5 separate regions of the Homo sapiens genome follow, and regions 2, 3, 4 and 5 are each linked to region 1. Evidence: chromatin contacts called from ENCODE Hi-C or POLR2A ChIA-PET data. All regions are on one chromosome and are shown on one strand. Each heading gives the region's core, a stretch centred on a gene start or an enhancer-like site at or near the end of the contact. The rest is flanking DNA. Distances are from core to core; before and after follow the strand shown. Region 1 holds the start of PC (pyruvate carboxylase). Region 2 holds the start of NPAS4 (neuronal PAS domain protein 4). Region 3 holds the start of YIF1A (Yip1 interacting factor homolog A, membrane trafficking protein). Region 4 holds the start of SLC29A2 (solute carrier family 29 member 2). Region 5 has its middle 25 kb from the start of GSTP1.

Region 1 (3,031 bases), core at 20-2,519:
TTGCATCACATACAGGGAAAGGGTGCCTTGGGGGAGGCCAGCCAGGGCTGATGGTGGCAGTGGGTACGGGAGCAATAGGGAGGCAGATGGCAGGCACTCTGGAGGTTCTGGTTGTCATCAGCAAGTGTTGGTACTTCTCTGAGCCTGTTTTCTCAGCTGGAGAACGGGTAAGGAGCCCAGGCCTACCTCTTCTCACAAAATAAAGACACAATCTGATTTTTTAGAATTTCAGACGAGGCACGCCTGTAATCTCAGCACTTTGGGAAGCCAGGGCAGGCCGCTCGCTTGAGCGTAGGAGTTCGAGACCAGCCTGGGCAACATGACGGAACCTCGTCTCTACCAAAAAATACAAAAATTAGCTAGGCGTGGTGGCGCCCGCCTGTAGTCCCAGCACTGGGGGACTGTGGCAGGAGGGTCGCTTGAGCCCGGGAGGTCGAGACTGCAGTGAGCCGAGATCGCGCCACTGCACTCCAGCCTGGGTGGGTGACAGCAAGACCCTGTCTAAAAAAGAAAAGAAAACAAAAGAATCTCAAAGTTGCCAGGGACCTAGGGACTTGGCTTCCGACTCTGATGCGCTTTGTAAACTACTAAAAGCTGGAGAAATAAGGGGCTGAGCCCAGCCCCACCTCCTGAATGAGCGGCCTTGGGCGAATCACTGCGTCTGGGCGCCTGGAGCTTCCCCGTCTGAAACAAAGTAGAGGATCCTACGGGAGGCGGAGTGCGAGAGCAAGGAACAAGGAAAGCCCTCGCCTTACACGCCGCGGCTTCCTGCAGAGCTGAGCCACATCCAGTACGATGGGGACAACTTGGGCTCCCGATCCTGACAGACTTGGGTTCGAACCCTCAGGGACCTCGCGCGAGGCGCTTTAGTCAGTTTCTCCATCTGCAAAATGGGCCCGAGAGCAAGAATGAGGCAGCCCGCAGGCGGACGCTGCGGAGGGGCGCTCGGGGGCTGCAGCCGGGGGCGGGTCCGGGGGCGGGTCCAGCCGGCCGAGCCCCCGCGCGAGGGGGAGGGGCGCCGTCCGCTGCGTCGCGTCGCGCACCGCGCACAGCCCGTCGCTGTCTCCTCCAGCCGTCACTCGCGGAGCCCGCGCCGCCTTTGCGCGCGCGACCCTTACATAAGCGTCCCTCGCAGCGGTGCCGGCGCACGTCCACCCGCTCCGACCCGCCGCGGGAAGAGGACCGTGCGGAGCGCGGCGGACACTCACCTCCTCGCCGTCGCCAGTCCTCGCCGCCGCCTCTACCGCTGCTGCCTCCACTGACAGAGAACAGCTGCGGTCTCCGTGCAACCGAACTTGCTGCAGTCCCGGCCCCGCCTTACGGACTTCCTATTGGCCCAGACAGCCCAACCCCTCCCGTTATTGGGCAGTGTTCTCCGTCACTCCTCGCCCCTAGGCTCTGGACTCCTCCCTGTGCCCGCCTGTCCGTCACGTTTAAGCCTTGGCGCCCCACGTCAGCCCCGCCCCTCCCGTCCCCGGCGAGCGCCTGGATAAGTGGCGAGGCTGGGAGAGCCCGCCCCTGGCGCACCACCGCCTACTCCCTTGTCTCCGGAGCCTCACGTGGGCCGCCGGACCCTAGCCGACGCCCGCAATAGGCGGAAGTGGCCGGGCTGTGGCTCGCAGTTATTGGCTGTCGGCGGGGGTGGGGACGTTCGATTCATTCACCCGAGTAGCACGTGTCTCCCGAAGCTGCAAGCACAACAGTTCGCACTGGGGCTCAGGCATCCCGGCTAGACGCAGATACGCGCTGGCTAGCGGAGAAGAGGTCGCAGGAAAAGCTAACGTTAGCGAAGGGCAGGAGGAAGGAGAAGGCGCTTGTGCCACACGGGTTACATGACTATGTCCTTTAACAGCTGCGTAGATGATGATGGGGGTCTACAGTACGTCTGTGTGACCTTGGGCAAGCAACTTAACCTCTGAGTCTCGGTTTTGTCATCTGCAGAGCGAAGCTACTCAGGACCTAGGGGGTTTGGAAGCCTTGTTTGAGACACAAGACACTTGACAAGACCCAAGACACTTGTCAAAGAGGAAAGCTTTGACAAGTGGAACAAGTGACTGAGGCATAAGTCTCTGTCATCGAGGCTTATTAATCCAGTTTGAGGGCGTGCTCGGGAAAAACACGAACCACAGACACATCCGTGGTTGTTTTTCCGAAGAGGTTTTCGGGAGGTTTAGTATTTATGCATTTCCTTAAAGGGGGAATGAGGGGAAGGCATGTAGGAAGAAGGGCAAGTAGGCGATTAGGACAATAGTTACATTCCTATGGGACTTTAGCTAATGCCCGGTAAATCTACGTAAGATGAGATGAATGTCTGAAGAGAAAAAGAGAGTAAAGGAAGAGTCAGTTATGCAGATGTCTCTGAGTAGGTAGTTTTGACTTTGTTCTGCACCTGGGAAAATAAGCTTGTAATGACATTCTTATTGTGGAATTTTTAGGAGCTAGACTTAGATTGTAGACCTGAAGCTACAATTGACCTGTCCTTGTTTATGGGAGGCCAGCAAGAATTTACTTGTGAATGATCTGTGGGGGCAGCCCTTCCCAAATGCCTGAGGTTTTTACCTTTCCGTGTGGATATGGCTGATGCCTAATGCTAGTAACAGCTATTCTTTTGGAAGAGGGTGTTGCAGTGACTCAGCTTCAAGGCTTAATCTTCACTTTCGCATGAATTGGGGCGCTGGGGGGGGGTCCCGAGATTTTTACTTTCATTCACCGCTGCGTAAACTGGGGTCTGTGCCAACCAGGGGATAAGGGAGTGACCAAACAAACCAAAATCCTGCCTTCAAAGGAGAGCAGACAGATTAATATATATATATATATATATATTTTTTTTTTTTTTTTTTTGAGACGGAGTCTCGCTCTGTCGCCCAGGCCGGACTGCGGACTGCAGTGGCGCAATCTCGGCTCACTGCAAGCTCCGCTTCCCGGGTTCACGCCATTCTCCTGCCTCAGCCTCCTGAGTAGCTGGGACTACAGGCGCCCGCCACCGCGCCCGGCTAATTTTTTGTATTTTTAGTAGAGACGGGGTTTCACC
Region 2 (2,749 bases), core at 217-2,716, 540 kb before region 1:
GATTTCAGATAAGAACATTCCCTAGCCCACTTGCTTCTTGCATTATTGAATCCCAGGATAAGAACGGCACATCCTCGCCCCTGTAGAGAGCAATCATCTGTGGTGAAAAGAGAAAAAAAGCGGGTGTGTGGGGGGGTGGGGATAGGGCAAAGGTGACAGGATATGAAAAGGATAGAAAAGGATATGAAAGGACAGAAAAAGAAACGAAGGTGGAAAGTGGAGAGCTGAAGGTGGAGAGGCAGAGCCAGGAGCCTTAGAGGCGCAAATGTGGAGAGGGGTGGAGGGAACCTGGCAAAAATACAGGGTCCCTGGTAGGTGCAGGGGTCATGGAGGGTCCGGCGCTGCCCCTTCGCTTCTCAGCTGCTCCCCCATCTTGCCCGCCTAGGCAGGGCGGGGAGCCCTCCGGAGCGGTGCGGAGGCAGCCAGGCCCCGCCCGCCGCAGCCGCGGCAGCCGCCGGAGGATTCCTGTCCTAATATGGAGCTGGGATTCCCCCGGCCCCGCCCCCGCCCCCGGCCCGCGGGGAGACAGAGGCTGGCAGCAGGGCGGGGGGAAGCGCTCGCTTGGGGGCCGGCAACGGGGGGAAGGGATGCCTAAGTGCAGACCCAGGTCCTCGCCGTGCCCCCACGTCCCTGCCTCAGTTTCCCCTTCAGTAAGGTTAATTAGCTGAGAGGGAAACCACGAATCACTGCAGACTACAGCGCTGATGTTGGTTTCTATTCTTGGCTGTGGGAAAACAGGATCAACGCCAAATTCAGCTGGTCCCTTTCCCACCGGACTCCCTTTCCACCCATCCTCGGGACTTAGACCCCCATGAACACCCCCTGATAAGCCGCCAAGGCCCGATTTGGGAAGCGGGGGCGGGAATTTGTTCTCTAAAAATGGCCAAGGGAATCCCAGGTTAAATAGTCCCCAGAGAGGAACCCCAGCAGTGACCTGTCCCACGGAGGCCAAGGAAAGTCCTCCTTCCCTGCATGTGAACGTGACCTTGTCTGTCAAGTAACGAGGGGGATTTGTAGACAACCCTGTTCTTCCCCATTCCCTCAACTCCTCAGAAAAATTAGTGTCAGTGCCGGCCCCTCTCTGCCCTCTGCGGACTCCTGCCGCGGGCTTCAGGCCGCCCTAAACCTGGCCCTGTCGCTTCCCTCAACTGAACGCATTCAGACGCCAGGGTCCCCACACTCCATTCAAGCTTTCCTAACGCAGCGCCTTCCTCTCCGCTCAGCTCCCGCCAGGCTTGGCCCCCTCCGCAGCCTCCTGCTCCCCCCTCGCCCGCCTCCCTCCCTCTCTCATTCTACGTCATGAGATGACGTCGGAAGCCGGGCGGGAGGAGGAGCCCCCCTCCCCAGTCAGCGGCTCCCGCTGCAGCTTGCTTAGCCCAGCCTCCCGCTCTCCCGCCCCCCCGGCTCTAAAACGAGCCCCCCACGCCTGGCAGGAGCTATATAAGGCGGCGTGAGGCAGGCGAGGGGGGCAGCGCAGCCGAGCGGAGCCCAGGAGAGCAGAGAGCGAGCCTGAGCGAGAGACGGGGAAGCACGGAGGAGGAAGCCGCCGGTGCGTCGGGACGGGAGCGCAGGTGCTCGGGCACCCGAGCTGGAGCTCCGCAGCCGCCGGTCATGTACCGCTCCACCAAGGGCGCCTCCAAGGCGCGCCGGGACCAGATCAACGCCGAGATCCGGAACCTCAAGGAGCTGCTGCCGCTGGCCGAAGCGGACAAGGTCCGGCTGTCCTACCTGCACATCATGAGCCTCGCCTGCATCTACACTCGCAAGGGCGTCTTCTTCGCTGGTGGTGAGCATGCTGGGGCTACCGCAGATCCGAGCTGCCAGGCGCCGGAGACCCTGGAGCTGAGGGAACCCGCTGGGGCTGTCGCATGTCTAGGGCAGCGTGCTGGCGAGCTGGGGAGATTCGGGACTCGGGAGATTCGGGACTTTCTACTTTTCCTCCTGAGCTCCCTCCAGACCTCACCTTAGTTCTGAATGAGAGTTAGAGAGCCTGGACGGTGTCCCTAACACCAGATTATGAGAGGATAAGAGCCAGGACAGAGCGGCCTCGGTGCCCGCCAGTGCAGAAGCGCTCCGGGAGCCGGGGAGGGAAGCCCGGGAAGTTGCAGGGATGGAGCTGCCTGAGCCTAGGGGAACATAGCTACTGTCCGCGGTGCTGAAAGGGATCTCCTGTCGCCTTCGGGGCGCTGCCCATGGTGCTGACGGCTGCGCCGGCCGTGTATGGCTCTGTCCATGGTTCTGAACCCACAGTCGGCTTCGGAGCTCTGTCCGCGGTTCTGAAATTCAGAGCCGCTTTGGAGCTCTGTCCGCGGTTCTGAAATTAAGAGCCGAGAGGAGCCGACCCCGCTTTAGAAGTCGAGGGCTTGTGGGCTATGGAGATACAGCAACAGGTTCCCTGGCCAAGAGCTGCGGGCAGCGGGTCAACAGGTGTTTGCAGAGGCAGGTCCATGAGAAATTCCTCTGGATTCTCTGAAACTCAGACCATGCCTTCCTCACTTCTTCTCTGCCTCCCAGTCTTACTCCTGACGCACTACGTCTTCTCGCCCTACAGGCACTCCTCTGGCGGGCCCCACGGGGCTTCTCTCAGCTCAAGAGCTTGAGGACATCGTAGCGGCACTACCCGGCTTTCTGCTTGTGTTCACAGCCGAGGGGAAATTGCTCTACCTGTCTGAGAGTGTGAGCGAGCATCTGGGCCACTCCATGGTGAGTGCTAAGGGTCCTTTCAGCTGAGGCTGGGCATGGAGTGGGT
Region 3 (2,889 bases), core at 173-2,672, 670 kb before region 1:
AGAGAAAAGAGGAGAGAAGGGGGTTGAGGTCTGGGGGCCAGACTCGGGCAGAATGAGGAAGGCCCACCAGCTCCCTTGGTAGGAAGCTCACCTGGTGTGTGTAGGGGAAGACCAGCAGCCCTAGCTTCTTGGCCACGTAGGCTGTGTCCACAGCAAAAAAATACTTGAGTTTGCTCACAGACACAAAACGGTGCAGCTGGGAGGGGAGAGAGGAAGCTGTGGGCAAGCCGCACCCCAGGCCTCAGGGTGCCCCTCTGTGTGCTCCATCCCTGAGGGCACTGTGAGGAATCGGGTGGAATCCCATGATGCCCCAGCCCTAGCCAAAAATTCTGCCACCCGTGCCCCGGGGGCAGGCCACACCTCCTTGTGCACCATGTCCTTCCCATGGGATGCGATGGAGCTGCCATAGGCCATAGCCACATTGGCCATTGGGTCCCCAAGCAAGTGGTTGACACTGAAGGCCACGTCTGCTCCTGTGGCTGGGTATCCCCCGGGCTGGCTGGAATAACCACCGCTTGTGTCATCGAAGAGGGGAGGGGGATCCGGGGCTGCCCGGGCCCTGTGCTTGGAGCCTGTGGGTTTGGAGGTATCAGAGTAGATGACAGAAATACCAAGCATGAGCCCAAACCACCGCCCCTTCCCTGGCTGGACAGCCCTGCACGGGTCCTGGAGGCACCGATCAGTGAGGGGACCCCAAGCTGGGTGAGGGGGAGCTAACTGAGAAAAAACTGTGATGAGGGATCCTTTGCGAGAAATCCGTTGCTAAATGTAGGCAAAGAAAGAGCTGAGGCAGCGCCTAGAACTGGTTGCCCACTTGGGGTTTCTGAAGGCCTCTCACTGGAAGTGACCTCTGAACTGAGCCACAGTGAGTAGAAGTGTGCTAGGTGAAAATAACTGGGAGGGCATCCTTCCGTGAACAAAGCTGGGAGAGGCGACAGCTGGCTACCTGGAGGCCCTGGACAGTGATCAGGGACCTCATCAGGTTCACAACAGTCAAAGGAGTTTCTGGAGGAGGAGGCGGACCCCGTTTTTGCCCGACTCCGGCATGGGATTCCCAGGACTGGGCCGAGAGGGCGAAGTCCGGGACGTGTTGGAGTGTTACGAGGGGCAGGAACCCGAGTGACACCCCCGCCCTGGGCGGCGGTCCCAGTCGCTATCTCCCTCGGGGTGAGCGGGCCACGCCGCCGACTCTCCCCCCGCCGGCCGCGCCGCGCCCCGCCCGCGCCCCACGCACCGTGGGCTCCGTAGCCCGAGTGATAAGCCATGGCCGCGACGCTCGCTGTCCCCGAGGGCCCGCTGCGCCGCCTCGTGGGTACGAATACTAATGAGGCAGCTGCTCCGCGCCCAGGGTACCGACCGAGGCCACCCGGCCGCGCGACACGTCCCCCACCCCGCCGGTCTCGGCCACCATGTCCGTGGCGTCATCCCCCGCGCCTGCCATTGGCTCTTCGGCGGCGCCGGCTCGCCCCTCCCCTCTCCCAATTGGCCACTGACGAGCTCTGGCCTGAGCGGATTCGGCAGAAGGCAACATCCGGGTGAGGGACAGGCGGAGCGACTTGCGGTGCCTGGGATTGGATCACGGGCTTGCCAGTTCACGGTGGGAACAGCCAATAGAAGAGTTAAGAAAGAAGGTGGGCGAGAATTATTTGCGCGCCTGCGCGGTGAGGCACTTGACGCACCCTGCCACGACTACACCAGGGAGTCGAGAGGTAACCTGCAGCCGGAGTCAGGAGCAAAGCTTCCTTGGTGGGACGTACTCCAGGAGGGAACGGGGCGGTCGAGTTCCAACCAAGCCCTGCCCTTCGGGGCGCCTGTTTCTCCCTCTCTGGGCTTGTTTTCCTCCCCCGTCACCTACACTTCACCCAATCTTGGAACGGAGCCCCGGCAGACCCGGAGGTGGTGGTGGGAGGCCGGACCTATCAGTGACAGAGCTGCCAAGCAAGCCCCAGGATGCTGACTCCACCCGCCTCCCACTCCTCTTCTCCGCGCGGGTGCTGTCCGTCGTCCGGTGCTGAAAATGTCCTCCCGCCTCAGCCGCCATCCTGTAGACTCCCGGGGGCCTGCGTATGGGAAGATTTGGGGTCTCGAACCACACGCTCCTAGCGAGCGCGTGGCCGCACGCACACATACACGCATACTGCAAAACTGGGGCCCAGAGGATCCGAAGTCTGAGAGATTGGGTGGTATAGGTGGGGCAGGATCCTGCCCCGGGCCTGTCCCATAGACTCTCCCGTAGTCCAGCAGATTTGGGGGCAGAGGTGTGCTGATTTGCGTCCTGAAGCTGCAGCCTAAACTCCTGAGTCATCGCCGGGCCTGTGGTCTTCTTGAAGTGAGGCCCCTAAGCCTCACTTGTAGTCCCGGGGGTTCCTTTCTCTCCACCCAGGTTCTGATCACTCCCAACCCCGCGGAGACAGTCTTCAGGGGCCTCCCTCTCACAGACCTTCAGCCACCGCTTTCTAGAGAGCATGAGCAGGTTCTCTGCGACCTCTCTAATTAGCTACCAGGTATCCAGTTACACCAGATGACCTTCCTGCTCCCCAAACTCAGCCCACGTGGTCTGATTGCAGTGCCATTGCCCAGAGGTCCCCTCCACCTGGGATGCCCTTCCCCCTCATATCCACTTGTCCATAAGCCTAGTTATCTTTAAGAGTTAGTTCATCTCGTGCCTCTCAGAGGGACAAAGGGGACAGAGACCTGACCCGGTCAGGGGTGGAGGTCATAGGTTGGGTTCTAGGCCCCCTCTGGGTGCACCCAATTTGCCCTGCATGTAAGTTCCATGAGGACAGGCCCTGTTGTCATTCTCCACTTCCACCCTTGTCTTCCCAGTGCCAAGCACAATACTTGCATATGGAAGACACCCAATAAACATCTGTGTCCAAGAAATTCATA
Region 4 (3,013 bases), core at 128-2,627, 590 kb before region 1:
CCAGGGCCCAGCACAGAGCCAGTACCCAAGAAGCATTTGCAAAGTTGTTGCAGTGAATACAGATGAATAACCCGGTCCCAAAGACAATGCAAACCCCACATTTCTGCCTTCCCTGAAGAGCCTCCCTGCTGTTTCCTCCTGTGTCCCCAGTGCCTGCTCCACAGTAGATGCACATTAAAAGTTTGTTGAATGAGGCTGGGCACGGTGGCTCACGCCTGTAATCCCAGCACTTTGGGAGGCCGAGGCGGGAGGATCACGAGGTCAGGAGATCGAGACCATCCTGGCTAACACGGTGAAACCCCGTCTCTACTAAAAATACAAAAAAAAATAGCCGCGCGTGGCGGCGGGCGCCTGTAGTCCCAGCTACTCGGGAGGGTGAGGCAGGAGAATGGCGTGAACCCGGGAGGCGGAGCTTGCAGTGAGCCGAGATGGCGCCACTGCACTCCAGCCTGGGCGAAAGAGCCAGACTCTGTCTCAAAAAAAAAAAAAAAAAAAAAGTTTGTTGAATGAATGAGTGAATGAATGAAATTCATGGTATTTCAAAGAAAATCAAACGTTCGATAACCGACTTTTGGGGTGACTGACTCAGGAATAACGACACACAGAGAGGGGTGGCAGCGCCTTTGCTCATTCCAGACCCTGTGGGCTGGTGGCCTTGCCCCTCTGAGATGTGGGCATTGCTGAAGTTCTACTTTCCTAGCCACGGGGGAAGCATTCCCCTCTCCGAGCTTCAGCCCATAATGAGCTCAACGAGGGGTCACAGGTGCGCGGTGAGGAAGCGCCCGCTAAGCTTCATCCAAAGGGCTGGAGGGAGGGGTGCTGGCTGTGGCCACGAGGCTGCCACGCCGCCAGGAGTCTCACCGGGATGGCGGTGATGAAGAAGTTCCAGGGAAGGAGGGTGCCCAGCCCCAGGATGAAGAAGCTGATCCCGACCAGGTGGTAGCTGTGGGGATCGGTGGGAAGGTCACCCCGAGGACGCACCCGCCTCCGCAGGCCCTCCCGCCTCCCAGGCCACCCCCTCCGGAGCGGACTACAACCCCGATCACCCCGGTTCCGGCGGCCGAGGGAGTCGGCTGATGGGAATTGTAGTTCGATCCGGTCTTCTCTGAGCCTCGGAGCGCCTTCAGGGAGCGGGTCTGCAACGCCCCCGGCCACTTGCAACGCACCCGGGCCCACTCACCTGTCCCGCGGGGCGTCTCCTCGCGCCATGGCCGCCGCGGCGGATGCGCCTGGGGTGAAAGGGGCAGAGAAGCCGCACCTGCACCTGCGCTGGGGCGGAGGGCCGCAGACCGGTGGGGCGGGGGGCGGGTCTCCCCAGATTCCGGTGCAGGGCGGCTGGAGTCGCACAGGTAGCCTCGGGCGGATTTCGGCGTGTCTCGCGCTCCGCAGGCTGGGACCTGGGCTCCGCCCCGAGGCGGGGACAGAGGGTCGCGCCACCCGTCTCTCCTTCCCCCACCCGCCTCAGGGACTCGACTCTGGCTCGGGCCCCGCCCCACCTAGGGGCCTGCGGAACCCGCCCGCTCCCCGCACAGCCCCTCCCCGCAGCCCCCCGTCCTCTCCGCGGGGGCGGGTCCCGGATCCCTGCGGCGGAGGGGAAGGCGGGGGTAGGGACGAGGTGTAACCTCACCTCCACCCCCCGCCGAGAGCTCTGTAGGGGCAGCACTGGTGCGGGGCTCTTCCCGCTTCGTCAGCTCCGAGGTGATGCCAGAGCCGCTCCTGCGACCCCTAAAGCTGGAACCCACCGGGGCGCCCCCTAACTAGGGAGCCGCTGCGGAGTCCCCGCCCAGAGCGTAACCCGAGCCGGGCCCGGGCGGGGGAACCAGAGCTGCCACAGGTCGCCCGCGATCCTGGCGGGCTTCGCCGCGCTGGGTCCCCGGGAGTGCCTGGAAAAAAACAGCATTACTTTCAACTCCCTACTCTTTTTCTGTTAAAAAAAAAAATTTGAAAAGACTATAAATCATTAATTTGCTCCTACTCTCATAATCTACGAATAGGTGTGGGTTCTCTGCAATCCCCGGGCGTATCGGGGACGCTGGAGAAGTGAGAGGCTCCAAAACACAAACTAGTTTTTTTGAGACTGAGTGTCGCTCTGTCGCCCAGGCGGAAGTGCAGTGGCGTGATCTTGGCTCACTGCAACCTCCCCCTCCCAGGCAGGTTCAAGCGATTCTGGTGCCTCAGCCTCAGGAGTAGCTGGGACTACAGGCGCATGCCACCACGTCCGGTTAATTTTTGTATTTTTAGTAGAAACGGGGCTTCACCAGCTCTACTGAAGAGGTGGCCAGTCTAGTCTCGAACTCATCTTTTGACCAGGCTGGTCTCGAACTCTTGACCTCAGGTGATCCGCCCGCATCGGCCTCCCAAAATGTTGCTATTACAGGCGTGAGCCACCACGCCCGGCCACAAACTATTTTCTTAAGCAATGACATTTTATAGCCATTCCCAGGTTGCTTATGTTTTTCCTCCAGCCGACTGAGAGTCTGTAGGGGCAGAGGCTGTGCTTATCTGGTCCATTGGTTTACTGGCAGCATCTAGCGCCGTTGAGTGATAAATGGGTGGTTGCAGTAAAATGCAGGTGATTTTAGGGAGAACAGAGACAGCATTAAATTACACCGAAAGAGAAAGTTATTCTTCCCATTTTCTTTCAAGCCTCTGAATATGTCAAGGGTGTTAACAGGTTGCTAACACTTCTTAATCTGCCTTCCCATCCCTTCCCCTCAGTTAGCCTCAGAGGGTCTGCTGACAATTTTATCAAAAGTTATTAACTTGTATTTTTCTTATATTTATTTTTATAGCAACTTTATTTTCAGGGCTACTCATACTGGTTTCCTATTTATGATTATGATATCAACTTTTCTTTGAAAAATCAATTTATTTATGGAAAATGAGTTATTTAAAGAAAAGCGAGGCCGCTGGTGCAGCACAGCTATGGCACAGGTTGTGAAGGAAGGACTTGAGAATGGAGGCTAGGGAGCACTGAATTTGTTGAGACAGTGAAGGGAGAGGATGAGGGCAT
Region 5 (2,933 bases), core at 347-2,846, 600 kb after region 1:
ACAGGCGTGAGCCACCACGCCTGGCCCAACAGTTGGAATTGTTAGTGCCCTGCGTGCAGTGATATTTCACTGTGGCTTTAATTTACATTTCTGGCCGGGCATGGTGGCTCATGCCTGTAATCCCAGCACTTTGGAAGGCTGAGGCAGGCAGATCACCTGAGGTCAGGAGTTGGAGACCAGCCTGGCCAACATGGTGAAACCGCGTCCTTACTAAAAATACACAAATTAGCCGAGCATAGTGGCACATGTCTGTAATCCCAGCTACCCGGGAGGCTGAGGCAGGAGAATCACTTGAATCTGGGAGGTGGAGGTTGCAGTAAGCAGAGATCACACCACTGCACTCTGGCCTGGGCGACAGAGTGAAACTCCATCTTGAAAAAAAAAATTGCATTTCCTAATGACACTGAACATGTTTTTACCTTTTTATATGCTTAAGGGGTGTATAATAATGGCACACAAATCGTCTTAAGGCTATTTGTTTTAAATATTAGGGACTAGACTATGAAATATGGACACAGATAGGCTAGTAATTTATTGTCCCTTTGAAGTCTTTTTTTTTTTTTTTTTTTTTTTTGGTAGAGATGGGGTCTTGCCATGTTGCCCAAGCTGGTCTCGAACTCCTGGGCTCAAGTGATCCACCTGCCTTGGCCTCCCAAAGTGCTGGGATTACAGGCGTGAACCACCACAACTGGCCCCTTTCAAAGTCTTTTTTTTTTTTTTTTTTGAGAGGGGTCTCACTCTGTCACCCAGGCTGGAGAGCAGTGGTGCGATCTCGGCTCACTGCAACCTCTGCCTCCTGGGTTCAAGTGATTCTCCTGCCTCAGCCTCCCGAGTAGCTGAGACTACAGGTGTGTGCCACCACACCCGGCTCTTTTTTGTGTGTTTTTAGTAGAGACAGCGTTTCACCATGTTGGCCAGGCTGGTCTCAAACTCCTGACCGCAAATGATCTGCCCGCCTTGGCCTCCCAAAATGCTGGGATTATAGGCATGAGCCACTGCGCCCAGCCCAAAGTCTTTACATATTTGCCCAACATGTATTTAGTTTGGCTGTTTCTTTATTTTAAAAAGCCGCTTTTTATTTAAAGAAAAACAAAAGATTGTTTTCAGAAATAAATTCACCTTCCGGGGCTAAAAAAATCCTAACCATTTCCTACTTCTCTTTGGTTCTTGTTCTCACTTCAGGTTGTATATTAATCAGATACAAGTCCCACTGAGGTTACAAAGTCCCCCAACCGCAGCAGCTGAAACAAGCTAGAAGTATGTTTTCACTCTGCAACAAGTCCGGTGTCCTCTGCACGAAGCAATGGGCACTCCGTGGTGTTAGGGACCCAGGCTCCCCCTGCTCTCTCTGCCATGCCAAGGATGCCATCCCTGTCACGTCCATGTTCCAGCCCCGCGGGATCAGGGGTTCTCTGAACAACACCTTTTGAAGAGGCATCTTCTAGGTTTGCAATGTAGATGATAAAATAAGTCACTTGTTGGCAACACGCAGCATACCCCATGCAGCACCGGGTTTCTGACTTGCAACTGGCGTGACTTCTAGTGAATGTGCCGCCCAGAAACACTCGACGGAGACTACACTGCTATCACTAAGTTGTTTTTTCTCCTTCTTGAGTACTTCAGTGGGGTGGGGCCAATTTATATTTAACCAGTTATTTCAGGAATCAAGGAGGGCGGGGAGGCACACTGACTGCTGTATTACTGGTTCATTCTGGGAAGCCTGGGCCCAGCTCCAGCTTGCTGAGGCCACGCTACGGGGTCCACAGCGTCGACTGTCCCTGACTCTAACCAGCGTCTCCCAGAGCCTGCAAATGTGCCACACACAGCAGCAGGGGCGGGGCTCACTCCTCATTCTCACTCTTCGACTTGTATTGGGCTGATTTTGATTGAAAGCAGCAGAAACCCAATCAAAGGCGAATTTGCTGACTCAGTTAACTGGAAGATAACGGATGCTTCTGCTTTACGCACGTTGGATCCAGGAGCTCCATCAAATTCTTCATCATTTCTCACTCTTCCTCCCCATGAAACATTGTTTTTCTCCCTCTGTCTCTCTTTTTTTTTTTTTTTTTGAGACAGAGTCTTGCTCTGTCGTCCAGGCTGGAGTGCAGTGGTGCGATCTCGGCTCACTGAAACCTCCGCCTCCCGGGTTCGAGCAATTCTCGTGCCTCAGCCTCCCGAGTGGCTGGGACTACAGGTGCCCGGCTAATTTTTGAATTTTTAGTGGAGACGGGGTTTCACCGCGTTGGCCAGGCTGGTGTCGAACTTCTGACCTCAAGTGGTCTGTCCGCCTCAGCCTCCCAAAATGTTGGGATTACAGGTATGAGCCACTGCACCCAGCCAGCATTCTTTTTCTCTACACTGCTTACTTCTCTGTGGCTTCATTCTCAGGCAGCCTGTACCTGCAGGGTGGCAAATATGGCCAAGTCACTTTAAGGCTTTCTTTGATGAGTTCTGGGGTTGCCTTTCATTGGCGTGGCTCACTGGGTCCTGCCCCTCCCTGAATAATCACTTTGGCTAGGAGAATGCAGTTCCTATCCCCTTGGCAGAAGTGGTCACTTTCAGTTCAATCACATGGATTTGGTTCCTCCAAGAAAGAGAGGTTCTGTTACCAAAGGAAGAGGCAAAGGATGCTTAGCTGACGAAGACCTCAGGTGCCCTCTGTGCCTTCTTTGCTGTGCCCAGATGATGCCTTTGGCCAGCTTTTTCCTGTACTGCTCATTATAAAAACAATATGTAATGAAGTGGAGAAAACTTATTTCTCAAAAATTCCTGGACAGGCACTGTGGCTCACGCCTATAATTTCAGTGCCTTGGGAAGCTGAGGTGGGAGGCCAGGAGTTTGAGACGAGCCTGGGCAACACACTGAGATCCCATCTCCATTTAAAATATGTATATTAAAAAAACAAATCCTAAGGGAAGACTGGAGATAGGCTG

Evidence for each region. A loop is a pair of places that touch in the nucleus more often than their neighbours do. ChIA-PET counts read pairs that join two places held with the same protein, here RNA polymerase II (POLR2A). Pooled maps may share reads with other maps.
Region 2: a pooled map shows a loop between it and region 1 (8-fold over the local background). The contact joins the promoter of NPAS4 here to the promoter of PC in region 1. A Hi-C loop is called at or near these places in 8 of 50 pooled maps.
Region 3: a loop to region 1 is called in a pooled map, with 8 times the contacts of the local background. The contact joins the promoter of YIF1A here to the promoter of PC in region 1. A Hi-C loop is called at or near these places in 6 of 50 pooled maps.
Region 4: a pooled map shows a loop between it and region 1 (8-fold over the local background). The contact joins the promoter of SLC29A2 here to the promoter of PC in region 1. A Hi-C loop is called at or near these places in 6 of 50 pooled maps.
Region 5: a pooled map shows a loop between it and region 1 (4-fold over the local background). The contact joins the enhancer-like site here to the promoter of PC in region 1. A Hi-C loop is called at or near these places in 1 of 50 pooled maps. POLR2A ChIA-PET finds 5 or more read pairs at or near these places in 4 of 52 experiments (A673, HEK293T, WTC11 and 1 more).

Annotation. Positions count from the first base shown.
Region 1 is chr11:66,957,114-66,960,144 of GRCh38, forward strand. It overlaps PC (pyruvate carboxylase), which reads right to left and starts at 1,270. Exons shown (of 23, transcript NM_001040716.2): 1 at 1,209-1,270. RefSeq lists enhancers at 1-64, 1,228-1,277 and silencers at 928-1,027, 1,348-1,707.
Region 2 is chr11:66,419,569-66,422,317 of GRCh38, forward strand. It overlaps NPAS4 (neuronal PAS domain protein 4), which reads left to right and starts at 1,467. Exons shown (of 8, transcript NM_178864.4): 1 at 1,467-1,786; 2 at 2,552-2,703. The coding sequence starts at 1,612. RefSeq lists an enhancer at 1,513-2,109 and silencers at 2,042-2,356, 2,050-2,344.
Region 3 is chr11:66,287,721-66,290,609 of GRCh38, forward strand. YIF1A (Yip1 interacting factor homolog A, membrane trafficking protein) reads right to left here and starts at 1,423. Exons shown (of 8, transcript NM_020470.3): 1 at 1,235-1,423; 2 at 361-572; 3 at 92-196. The coding sequence starts at 1,265. RefSeq lists a silencer at 1,040-1,499 and enhancers at 1,438-1,732, 1,600-1,739.
Region 4 is chr11:66,370,383-66,373,395 of GRCh38, forward strand. It overlaps SLC29A2 (solute carrier family 29 member 2), which reads right to left and starts at 1,378. Exons shown (of 12, transcript NM_001532.3): 1 at 1,181-1,378; 2 at 862-943. The coding sequence starts at 1,209. RefSeq lists a silencer at 1,074-1,833.
Region 5 is chr11:67,557,000-67,559,932 of GRCh38, forward strand. No RefSeq gene overlaps it. Among named protein-coding and RNA genes, the nearest start is that of GSTP1, 25 kb to the right of the region's middle. Within about 2 kb of position 1,597, at least 10 of the 41 ENCODE cell types and tissues checked have a DNase peak (open chromatin) inside an H3K27ac peak, as active enhancers do.